Linked DNA regions of Homo sapiens: region 1 is linked to region 2. A link is a contact called in ENCODE Hi-C or POLR2A ChIA-PET data. All regions are on one chromosome and are shown on one strand. Each heading gives the region's core, a stretch centred on a gene start or an enhancer-like site at or near the end of the contact. The rest is flanking DNA. Distances are from core to core; before and after follow the strand shown. Region 1 overlaps TCTN1 (tectonic family member 1). Region 2 holds the start of TCTN1 (tectonic family member 1).

Evidence for each region. A loop is a pair of places that touch in the nucleus more often than their neighbours do. ChIA-PET counts read pairs that join two places held with the same protein, here RNA polymerase II (POLR2A). Pooled maps may share reads with other maps.
Region 1: a loop to region 2 is called in a pooled map, with 2.9 times the contacts of the local background. The contact joins the enhancer-like site here to the promoter of TCTN1 in region 2. A Hi-C loop is called at or near these places in 4 of 168 maps with a recorded cell type or tissue (B cell, CD14-positive monocyte, OCI-LY7 and 1 more), 9 of 37 single-sample maps with no recorded cell type and 15 of 50 pooled maps. POLR2A ChIA-PET finds 5 or more read pairs at or near these places in 14 of 52 experiments (A549, B cell, CD4-positive, alpha-beta T cell and 10 more).

The regions. Positions count from the first base shown.
Region 1 is chr12:110,644,988-110,651,061 of GRCh38, reverse strand. TCTN1 (tectonic family member 1) reads right to left here. Exons shown (of 15, transcript NM_001082538.3): 12 at 5,933-6,074; 13 at 3,726-3,866; 14 at 3,169-3,313; 15 at 1,632-2,019. The coding sequence ends at 3,170. HVCN1 (hydrogen voltage gated channel 1) reads left to right here. Exons shown (of 8, transcript NM_032369.4): 7 at 782-894; 8 at 1,587-2,376. The coding sequence ends at 1,652. Among named protein-coding and RNA genes, the nearest start is that of TCTN1, 34 kb to the right of the region's middle. RefSeq lists an enhancer at 2,999-3,058. Within about 2 kb of position 3,246, at least 4 of the 41 ENCODE cell types and tissues checked have a DNase peak (open chromatin) inside an H3K27ac peak, as active enhancers do; they include B cell and OCI-LY7, where a contact is called at or near this core.
Region 2 is chr12:110,612,390-110,618,279 of GRCh38, reverse strand. It overlaps TCTN1 (tectonic family member 1), which reads right to left and starts at 4,151. Exons shown (of 15, transcript NM_001082538.3): 1 at 3,878-4,151. The coding sequence starts at 4,097. RefSeq lists an enhancer at 3,825-3,874.

The DNA of each region.
Region 1 (6,074 bases), core at 1,997-4,496, 34 kb before region 2:
TCCTCTTCAGCCCTTTAGGAGCTGGTTATAAGCAGGTTTACGTCAAGCAAATAAAATGAAACAGGTTGGGTGCAGTGGTCATGCCTGTAATCCCAGCACTTTGGGAGGCTGAGTCAGGAGGATCACTTGAGCCCAGGAGTTCGAGACCAACCTGGGCAACATGGTGAAACCCCCATCTCTACAAAACAAAAAATACAAACATCAGTTGGGTGTGGTGGTGCACACATGTAGTCCCAGCCACTGGGGAGGCTGAGGTGGGAGGATTGCTTGAGCCCAGGATTTGGAGGCTGCAATAAGCCAAGATTGTGCACTGCACTCTAGCCTGGGTGACAGAGCCAGACCCCATCTCAAAAAAAAAAAAAAAAACTGGACTCTTGTCAAAGGAAAGAAAAAAAAGCCTTTCAGTTCCTACAGAAGATGCCTGTTATGGGGAAAGGGGGCATTTCCCAGCCTGTGCTTTCGTGGCATCTATGGACACCGCTGTTGTGCACCCACATGATTGTGAACAGGTTCTAGGTTAAGAATCCTAATGCTCATCTTGTCAGTGATTATTTTTAAGGATTTCTCAGCCATGCCAGCTAAAGAGAGATACTGTGTAACTGGGTACTAAGTAGCTCAGACACAAAACCCTGACCTCCCAGTTCTGATGCCCTAAAGTGATGACTGTCTCGCGTGTCTGTCACCACTCCTCCAAACTCTATACAGGTGTAAGAATACAGATTTTTTTCCTGAGTGGTTAAGTTAGAAACCAGTATCACTGAGACCCCCAATTTTATTTCAGGGATTATCATCTCAGTTAAGACACGTTCAGAACGGCAACTCTTAAGGTTAAAACAGATGAATGTACAATTGGCCGCCAAGATTCAACACCTTGAGTTCAGCTGCTCTGAGAAGGTAAGAAAGACGACACATCTGGGGACCAGGCGTGGTGGCTCATGCCTGTAATCCTAGCACTTTGGGAGGCCAAGGCAGGTGGAGCACCTGAGGTCCGGAGTTCGAGACCAGCCTGACCAACATGGAGAAACCCTGTCTCTGCTAAAAATACAAAATTAGCTGTGCATGGTGGCACATGCCTGCAATCCTAGCTACTCAGGAGGCTGAGGCAGGAGAATTGCTTGAACCCGGGAGGTGGAGGTTGTGGTGAGCCAAGATCGCGCCATTGCACTCCAGCCTGAGCAACAAGAGCAAAACTCTGTCTCAAAAAAAAAAGATATCTGGGAAGCTGGCCTCTGCCGCAGCACCCGCCTGCAGCAGAGCGCTGCTCATGCACCTAGAGCGCCCTTCCCTGGGCTGAGCCTGCCTTGTCCTTTCAGATCCAGCCCAGGCGTCACATCCTCCCTGAAGCTGTGCCCACCCCCACATCCCAGGGCTCTGCCAGGTCCCCCACGTTTGTCTTCTCACTGCTGTCACTGCTGCTCAGTGAAGCCTATCTGATTGTAGCAGTCTCCTCAGCAGACTGAATGCCACAAACAGCGTAGCTTTCATTCATCTCTGTGGTCCTGTGCCTGGGGCTCACTGAATGATTGATTGTCACATCCCTGGCGAGGCTCAAAGTAAATTCCAGTGTTTGTCTGCTTTTGCAATAGGAACAAGAAATTGAAAGACTTAACAAACTATTGCGACAGCATGGACTTCTTGGTGAAGTGAACTAGACCCGGACCAGCTCCCCTCAAAAAGAAGACACTGTCTCATGGGCCTGTGCTGTCACGAGAGGAACAGCTGCCCCTCCTGGGCCGCTTGGTGAGAGGTTTGGTTTGATACCTCTGCCTCCCTCCTGCCAGCATGGATTCTGGGTGGACACAGCCTTGTGGAAGGTCCAGTACCACCAAGAGCTGCCCATCCACTCCCACCCCACACTGTATCAAATGTATCACATTTTCTCATGTTGAACACTTTAGCCTTAATTGAAAATGAGCAACAAAGCTGGACAATTGCTAGTTGTATATAAAATTTAATCTCACCGAATGTACAGTTTTCAAATTTCACGTGTATATTAAGGAACTGATGCATCTGAGCATTCTGAAAGAAAGAAAAAGAAGCTACTTTAGCTGCCACCCCATTCTAGAAAAGTCTCTTATTTTCAAGCTGTTCTAAATAGCTTCGTCTCAGTTTCCCCAAAAGGGGTACCCAGGCCCCTCCTCTGTGTGCCCCAGCTGCATCAGCCAGCTTCTAGGTGGCTCCATTGTTTTCTGCCACCTGACAACATTTTTCCTCAATTACTGTACAACTACTGTATAAAATAAAACAACTACTGTATAAAATAAACTCTCTCTTTTCCCTGGACCCTCCTACTGTATTCTTTCCTCTGTGGCACCCATACCAGCCTGCCAGTCGGAGAGCAAGCTAGCTACAGTGCCTGGTGCAGAAATGGCAATTAGACCCAAGACTCCACTATAATTAACAAGGTATTTGGGGGAAGATCCCCTTGTAAGGGCTGTGTGCTCTTCTCGCATGATTTTATCTAATATTTTGCTATTTTTTTGTACTCATTTCAACCGGACCCAAAAAGGAAAAAACCTGAACTGAGTATTTTTAAAATAAATAACTCAAAGCAGGGGATGAATGAACTGGCCAAATCCCCCTTGCCTCTGCTGCTTCAAGTCCTGTTCATGTTCTTTACCATCTCCCCAAAGACTTTTTGGGTTCTATCATCTATGACCTATGTGTTAAGCATATTCCCCATTCAAAAGTCAGATAGAATAACATTTCCAAAAGGAAAAAAGGCAGGAAGGGAGTGGAGAAGGGCAGTGTGCTGGTTTGGAGGCAACCTCAAAGGTTAGAAGTATAATAAGGCTAGGCATGGTGGCTCACACCTGTAATCCCAGCACTTTCAGAGGCCGAGGCAGGAGGAGCACCTGAGCCCAGGAGTTTGAGACCAGCCTGGTCAACACAGCAAGACCCCATCTCTACAAACTATATTAAAATTAGCCAGGTGTTGTGGTGTGCACCTGTAGTCCCAGCTATTAGGAGGCTGAGGTGGGTGGATTGCTTGAGCCCAGGAGGTCAAGGCTGCAGTGAGCCATGATCACACCACTGCACTCCAGCCTGGGCAACAAAGCGAGACCCTCAAAAAGTATAAAATGCAGTATCCCCTAGGGACTTCTAGCCCCACGTGCACACTTTCCAAAGGGGATGACCTCAGAGGAGGGGCGTAGTTTCCTCACTTACGTCAAACAAACGGGAAGAAGAAGTTAAAGGGCAGCCTGGCATTGATGGCTGGTGGAGCTCTGAAGCCTGCCTCTGCAGGTGCAGACACATCCACAAAAGTAACCGCAGTGGAAATAAGAATCGTCCTTTCATTTCCTGAGTTGGCCTGTAATAAACAGAGAGATGCAAGGCCCACCCTCCAGTGTGCTCCCAGAATGACAACAATGAGACACTTTTCATTCTCTTCCTCACCCAACTACTGTCAGTTCATGAATCTGATAGGTCCTGGAGCACTAATTGGCCATTAACTTGGATGAGAGAAACAATTTTACCAGGGTGTCTGATTAACACGTGAATATCATAATTTTCATGAGAATTTTAAAGATCCAATCTGAACCAGAATGCTAATGTAAGTAGAACCATCGTCAGTGTTTCTAAGAATGACTGCTGAAATATTTTATGAACCCCCATGGTTTAAATTATAATCTTTTTCACAAAGTAATACCTGTCACCTACCACACTTGAGTTGTGTCTAGACTTCTGTCTTAACCTATGCCTTTAAACTAGGTTAGGCCTACCTCAGGAAAGGAGGATGAAATTAGATTTGCAGTTACATTGACTATTTTGGCCTGTGGATTCAGCAGGGATCCGTATTTAGTCCACTTCACTTCTATAACCAAAGCCCCTGGGAGCTGGCAGGAATCCTGCAAAACAAAATGCTGTTAATCCATTAGAATCTTACAAAACTGCAAGTCAGACTTAATCTGCAGTTCAGAGTTTTAATTATAAAAGGTTTCACATATTACAAAATGTTCTGAACAAGAAAATGAATAGACTCTACAAGTTCAGATAAAAACAGCTTAGAGAATATACGTGTTTTAAAGTAACTCAATGCCCCAAAAATATTTTTAACAGCTGAAGCGTAATTTTTCCATCTCCTCCTATTTCTAAAAATGCCGACATCACCTGAAACTGCGGTAGTGCCAATACCCAACTGTGGACCATTTAGGGCCATAACTGCTCTAACTTCATCTACCTGTTTATAGCGGCCTCACAGACTTCAGGAAAGAAACTGGTGGGAGGGATGGAGGGGGAGAAATAATTATTAGCAGACAAAACCTGATTGCATGTCATGTTAAAATGCTCTAAGGGGAAATTTAAGTGCTTTCTTTTCATTTACCTAATTTCATCAATTGGCAATTAAGATGTGACATCTAGGTAATCCAGGCAGTGTCCGTATGTTGTCAAAGACATCAACTCTTCAACTGCATCAGGAACACTGCTGGTGCCACGAAGGAGCTGAGCTGCCCCTTTGGTTGGCTGCTTTGGCAGCCAGCTCTAAGGCCTCTGACCCAAGGGAAAAAGGGGCCGTGGGCTTTCCAGGGCTTTTTCCTGCCTTGGCAGTCTCTCCGGTTGGCAAATGTGGTAACTGTTGAAGCTGCAGGCTGGGTACGTGGGGACTCCATGGTACTATTCTACTTTTGTGTGTGTCTGACATTTTTTCATTAAAAAAAAAAAGCTTTAAAATACATCTCTTCAGGATATGAAAACCTCACAGGCCTGCTAAATTTGGTGGCTGCGAAAAAAGCACTGATGGAATTCCTTAGCTTGGAACCGCCTTTAAAAACCATGCAGACTGAACAATCCTCTCGAATACCCTGTTCTTAGGAGACAATGCAGCATGCAGCTGGTGGAAACTGAGTTTAGCAGGTGCTCGTGCCTGCCTCTACCTGGGTTGCCGGCAGAGTTGGTACAAAACCTGCTGCTGCAGGCCCTCTGAGCACCCAGGATCAGCACAGACCCTGACGGTGCCATGTGCGCACTGCTGCCTCTCCTCCCAACCCATGTCTTCCCTTCTGAGGAGGAGTAATAACTGCACATCTTCACCCATGGCCAAGAAGCCAGAAGCGATGTGCCTGGTTCTGGTGGGAGAGTTGAGTCAAGACTTCGCAGTGGAACGGCAGGGACTGAGTAATCCCGGGTCTCTGCTGGCCTCGGTGGGAGGGCGGATCAGAGAAGTGAGCAGTCCTCACCCCCGTTATGCCCATGCTAGAAATATTCGGAGCGGATAATGAGAGGTCTGAAGAAAGCGTGACAAGAACAAGCTGGGCAATTACAGGCTAAGATGGAGAGCACGCCCCTGGGCCAGGGCCGGCCCACACGCTGACTGCTAAGACAAAAGAAAAAGGTGGGCAGAAGCATCATGTGTGACCGGGAACCTATCTGTAGGATTGTCAACTTCCATTCAACTCTGTGAGGAACTGTGGCAGTGAAAACTCTCAGGTGTGGGCTGCCTGTGTAGAACAGGGGACAATGGGTGGGAGAGCCACATGCACGGAAGTCAGTCTCAGTCTTTGATACAGGACTCAACATTCGTCTATCGTGTCATGAGATGCCTGGAGAGGGCTCGGGGGACACCAGCAATCACAATGATGGTAGCAACAGGATGAGGATCACAGAGGTTCCCATTTATGGACCACTAGGCACCATGCCCAGGGCCACATAAATGTTACCTCACTTAACCCTCTCAATGCCCCATGAGGCCATTCACTCACTATTGACTAGCGTTCCCATTTCACAGATGAAAACAGAGGCTCAAAGCCATAAAACTGCTGGCCAGAGGCAACATTGCTAACAAGGGGCAAAAATCAGTATCCAAGATTCAGCCCGCGCTCCCACTCAGGGCCATCCTGCCTCCTTAACAGCTGGCTTCCCCGGCTGCCTTCATCACACCACCTGGAAGACAGAGACCACTAGCATGGAACCTGTACCTTCTCCCCTTTACCTTCCTGTTGAATGACTGGGTGATGAAGTGGATGGGCACCCAGTCCAGCATGTCCTGGGCCTGGGAATTTCCAAAAGGGGCCACGTAATCTGGGAAGCCCTGGCCCCACAGCAGGCTCTTCACCTTCTGTGCTACGAGCTGA
Region 2 (5,890 bases), core at 2,902-5,401:
GACAGAGCGAGACTCCATCTCAAAAAAAAAATTCAAAAATTAGCCAGGTATGGTGGTGGGCGCCTGTAATCCCAGCTACTCAGGGAGGCTGAGGCAGGAGAATCGTTTCAACCCAGAAGGCAGAGGTTGCAGTAAACTGAGATCACACCACTGCACTCCAGCCTGGATGACAGAGTGAGACTCCATCTCAAAAAAAAAAAAAAAAAGATCTCAAGCCAAAAAACAAAATTAACAAAAAAGGAATCTGAAGCAAATGCTGCTAGTGTCCACCCAACATTCTTATTTGTACGTATGAATTATTTCACGATAAAAAGGAGCTTTAGAAAAATGTACCCCACAGCGGCCGGATGCAGTGGCTCAAGCCTGTAATCCCAGCACTTTGGGAGGCTGAGGCAGGTGGATCACGAGGTCAGGAGGTCCAGACCAGCCTGGCCGACATGGTAAAACCCCGTCTCTACTGAAAATACAAAAATTAGTCGGGCATGGTGGCACACACCCGTAGTCCCAGCTACTCAGGAGGCTGAGGCAGAAGAATAGCCTGAACCCAGGAGGCAGAGTTTGCAGTGAGCCGATATCGTGCCACTGCACTCCAGCCTGGGTGACAGGGCAAGATTCCATCTCAAAAAAAAAAAAAGAAAGAAAAAGAGAAAAGAAAAATGTATCCCATAGCTCACGCCTGTATCCTAGCACTCTGGAAGGCTGAGAAGAGTGGATCCCCTGAGGTTAGGAGTTTGAGACCAGCCTGGCCAACGTGGTAAAACCCCATCTCTACTAAAAATACCAAAAAAATTAGCCAGGCATGGTGGCGCGCGGCTGTAATCCCAGCTACTTGGGAGGCTGAGGCAGGAGAATCGCTTGAACCTGGGAGGTGGAGGTTGCAGTGAGCTGAGACTGCGCCACTGCATTCCAGCCTGGGCAATTAAAAAAAAAAAAATAGTACCCCGTAAAAGGTATAATGCACTCTGCAAAAAAAATGTGTGAGGTGAAGGGGAAGGTTTTGTTAATATGCCATGATTTCTTAGTCTAAGACACAAAAGCTTTCCCCCTAAAGTTTACAGTGCTTCTCTCTAGTTGAGAACTCTTCTATGTGCCTAGTAAAATGACACAACTTATGCACGCTAATGTAAAAAATTAAAAGTGCTTTAGGTTCCCTGTATGTTTAAAATTACTATCTTGCTTTGTTTTCAAAACTTAAAGCCCTTATAGGCAGCTGTAAGACTACTAAGGACGAAGCAATAGTGTTTAATAACTCCACTTAGGAAAAAGGTTTCTACCCAGGATGCGAGTGTACTTAATCATCCACCAAGTAGCTGTTGAGCCCCTGTCAGGTCTAAGCAGCACTCAGCTGCCCTTGCCTCCTATCGCATCTGCACACCTGGCTTGTAGAGCAGGGTACTAATGAACAGAGCCCAGATTCAAGATGAAGGGTTATCACTCTTCTCCACCAACACTGCCTGAAGCCACCTGCAATTTTCCATCCAGTTCTCCACTCACAGTCAGCCTCCTGCTCCGATATCTACAAGTTGCGTGTCCTAAAATTAGGCAAATAATTTATCCACCTGAAAAATGGGGATAACAGTACCCTCATCATGGGGTTGTTGTAAGGATTAAATGAGATACATCATAGGTGAAATGCTTAGCACAGTGCCTGCCACACAGTGAACAGTTAACAAATGAGTTATTACTGTCACAAGTCTAAAGAGAGGTCCTTTAAAAAGGTGAAGACAGGTGACTGGCAGAGTGCAGTGGCTCAAGCCTGTAATCCTAACACTATGGGAGGCCTAGGTGGGCAATCACTTGAGGCCAGGAGTTCAAGACCAGCCTGGGCAACATGGTGAAACCCCGTCCCTACAAAAAATTAGCCGGGCGTGGTGGCATGCAGCACCTGTAGTTCCAGCTACCCGGGAGTCTGAGGTGGGAAGATCACCTGAGCCTAGGAGGTCGAGGCTGCAGTGAGCTGTGATCATGCCACTATACTCCAGCCTGAGTGACAGAGTGAGACCCTGTGACCAAAAAAAAAAAAAATAAAGTGTGAGGACAAGCACAAATTCATCCCCTATACTGGAAAAACAGCCTTGAACACATGCTATAATAATGATGTTTCAAGCATAGCTTTATTTTGGAGAGAAAATGCATTAACAGATGGAGTACTTACATGAATAAAAGACAATCCAGTCCAAAAACTTTAGAGTTTCAGGCATTGAATACTTGGCTTTCTTCTGTCCCAGTTTATCACTGATTTAACTTCCCTACTAATTCATCAAATCAACAATTTAAATATAAAACAGAGCTCTGTTTATATATTAAAATAGCAAATATATTTCTCTGTACTTTTTCTTTCAGATTACTCGTAATTCAGAAAGGAGAGCTTTTGGAGAAATAAAGGTTCAGTAACCGCAGTTAAGTCCTAGAGTTCAAGATCTCAGCTGATGACTTTTTTACTTACTAATACTGAGCCTTAATCAATTTGAGAAAAGATCTTCTTAAGAAGGGATAGGCTGGGCACAGTTGTTTACACCTGTAATCCCAGCACTTTGGAAGGCCAAGGTGGGAGGATCACTTGAGCCCAGGAGTTTGAGATCAGCCTGAACAACATAGCGAGATCTCATCTCTACTAAAAATAAAAAAATAAAAAAAGCAAGCTGGGGGAGCACGCCTGTGGTTCCAGCTACTCTGGAGGCTGAGGCAGAAGGATCCCTTGAGCCCAGCAGATTGAGACTTAAGTGAGATATAATCACGCCACTGCACTCCAGCCTGGGTAACAGAGCGAGACCTTGTCTCAAAAACAAAAAAAGAATAAAAAAAGATTAAAAGTACTGCATATCTATTGGGGTTACTCTCAATTCACACAATCGGAAAATTTTAAAAACTTTTTTTGAGATCATGAACCACTTTAAGAATCGGCTGCTATGAACTCTCATCTCAGGAAAAGGCATATTCACAAAGTTTTGCACTCAATCTTAGCGGGTCACAGTCATTCAGTGAAGTCATCCATGTCAATTTTTTTTTTTGAGACAGTCTTGCTCTGTCGCCCAGTCTGGAGTGCAGTGGTAATTACTGCAACCTCTGCCTCCTGGGTTCAAGCGAGTCTCCTGCCTCAGCCTCCCGAGTAGCTAGGATTACACCATGCCCGGCTATTTTTTCTATTTTTAGTAGAGACTGGGTTTCGCCATTTTGACCAGACTGATCTTGAACTCCTACCTCAAGCAATCCACCCGAGTTGACCTCCCAAAGTGCTGGGATTACAGGCGTGAGCCACGGCGCCAGCCAAACGTCAAATTAGATTATAAAATATTTCCACTAAATGTGTAATTCTAGAATTAATCATTTTCTGAAAAAAATGTTAATTATCCCTACATATGACTCCTAAGAAGTGAGCATAACCCCTCCCTCAATAGCTTTCCACCTCCAATTCAACACAGGAGGAATCCTGGGTTTTTAGAATTCAGGTCAACAGAGAAGGGTCTTAACATAGTCACATTTAGTAAGATAGACCTTTGGCCTCTCTTTAAGTGAAAGTTCAGTGCAGCCAAGGCACTAATTTCCACCATTGTCTCGACTTAATTTCGTCTTGGGCTGCAAGAATTCATTATTGCTCTTTGCATCACTGTTGTCTGGGACCACTTCAAGTATTTTCAAAGGTTTGATACCGTTCCACTTAAACTCTGAGACCCGGTTTTCTCATTTACCTGACAGTGATAGTAACAGCTACTTCTCAGGGTTATTGTTTAGAGAATGGACGTTTATGGAACACTCAGCAGTGTCTGCACACAGTAAGTGCTCAATAAGAGTTAGCTATCATTATTACGTCCTCACCGGGGCTGTCCCCTTGAGGTTGGATCACTGTGGACTCCAGGAGCTGGCACATGGTACCCACCGTCCGTGACTGGGGTAGGCCTGGGGCCGGAGGAGGGCCCTGGAGCCCTGGGAGTCCCGGGGGGCCTGGTCGACGGGAAAGTTCCGAAGGTGGCCAGGGCTGCCTCGGTGGAGTTGAGGCCCTCTGTCGTCACCGCCGGGGTGGCATCGGTCTGGGCGCTCACGGAGGCCCAGCAGCCCAGGAGCACCACCAGGAGCGGCGGGAGACCTCGCGGCCTCATCTCCCAGGGAGTCCCAGCGAGGCCCGCGACATGGACAGCGCGTTGCCCGGCAACCGCGACAGCCAGGCGCGGGGCATCACGGGAAGGGGCTTGCGAAGCCGCGAGAAGCTGCCGGAGACTGACTGGGGCGAAGCCTGGATGAGGCAGGGGGCGGATCCCGGATGAGGCCGGAGGGCGGCGCCTGGGTGAGGCAGCGATGGCAGGCACAGGGGCGAGCACTAGTGAGCGGGTGTGAAGCTGGCGTAAACGAGGGGCGTGTAAATCCCGGCTGTGGTTTCCAACCGGTCCGCGGCGCTTGCTTAAAAAATGCAGATTTTCTGTAGTTCCAGCTACTCGGGAGGCTGAGGCAGAAGAATCGCTTGAACCCGGGAGGTGAAGGCTACAGAGAGCCGTGAGCGTGCCACTGCACTCCAGCCTGGGCGACAGTGTGACACTCTGTCTCAACCAAAAAAAAAAAAAAAAAAAAAAAAGACGGATTTCCAGGTACCACCTCAGGAGATCCTGAGTCAGTTAGTCTAGGGCAGGACCCAGGAATCAGTTTTTGGGGGATTTTTTTTGAGACAGGGTCTCACTCTGTCGCCCAGGCTGGAGTGCAGTAGCGCGATCTCGGCTCACTGCAGCCTCGACCTCTGGGACTCAAGCAATCCTCCCACTTCAGCCTCCTGAGTAGCTGGGAACTCAGGCGCGCGCCACCATACCCAGCTAATTTTTGTATTTTTTTTTTTTTTTTTTTTTTTTTGTAAAGACGAGGTCTCCCTCCGTCGCCCGGACTGGTATCGAACTCCTGGTTCAAGTGATCCACCTGCTCCAGCCTCCTGAGTCCTGAGTAGTTGGGATTACAGGCGTGAGCCACCACTCCCAGCCAGGAATAAATATTTTTAACAAATGTCCGGACGCAAGCAGATGAGTTGGACGGAAATTTAGGAAGCGCCGTCCCAACGCCACTAACGTGGGTGTTTGGAAGGAGCACAGGGATCTGTGAGATCACTGTCTCTGAATTTTCTCTATCCCAGACTCTGTCAACACTGGCTTCACCTTTTTATTTTAGCTGCATCTCACAAGGTTGCCAGATAACTTCTGTCTGCTGTATTGTGATAAAGGGGACAAATGAACACTTAATACCTTTTATTATTTTTTGTAGAGAGGGGGTCTCACTATGTTGATCAGGCTAGTCACAAACTCCTGGCCTCAAGTGATCCTCCCGCCTCAGCCTCCCAAAGAGCTAGGATTACAGGCATGAGCCACCACGCCAGGCCTAAGAACCTATTTAAAGACAAAAATCTTTTACAAAAATTAAGTAAAATAATTTAGACATCTTAAAGGGGAAAACAAAGCAAATCCACTGTAATGCTACAAAACGACCTGGAGACCCTACGATTTAGGAAACCCTCTCCATTCTGAATGGGCTTATTTAGGAGGTACCCAAGCCCAAGAATGTTGGCTGCACCTTTGACACTTAATCTCCATACAGTTCAGAAGTAGATGTCGAAGTACTTAGACGTGGCCAGGCACAGTGGCTCACACCTGTACTCCCAGCCCTTTGGGAGGATCGCTTGAGTCCAGGAGTTGAGACCAGCCTGGGCAACATGGTGAAACCACATCTCTACAAAAAATACAAAAATTAGCCAGGTATGGTGGCACATTCCTGTAGTCCCAGCTACTCAGGAGGCTGAGGTGGAAGGATCGCCTCAGTCTGGAGAGCTTGAGGCTGCAGTAAGCCATGATAGTGCCACTGCACTCCAAAACAAAAAAACCTTAAACATAACACAGTATTTATTCAAGAAATGTATATA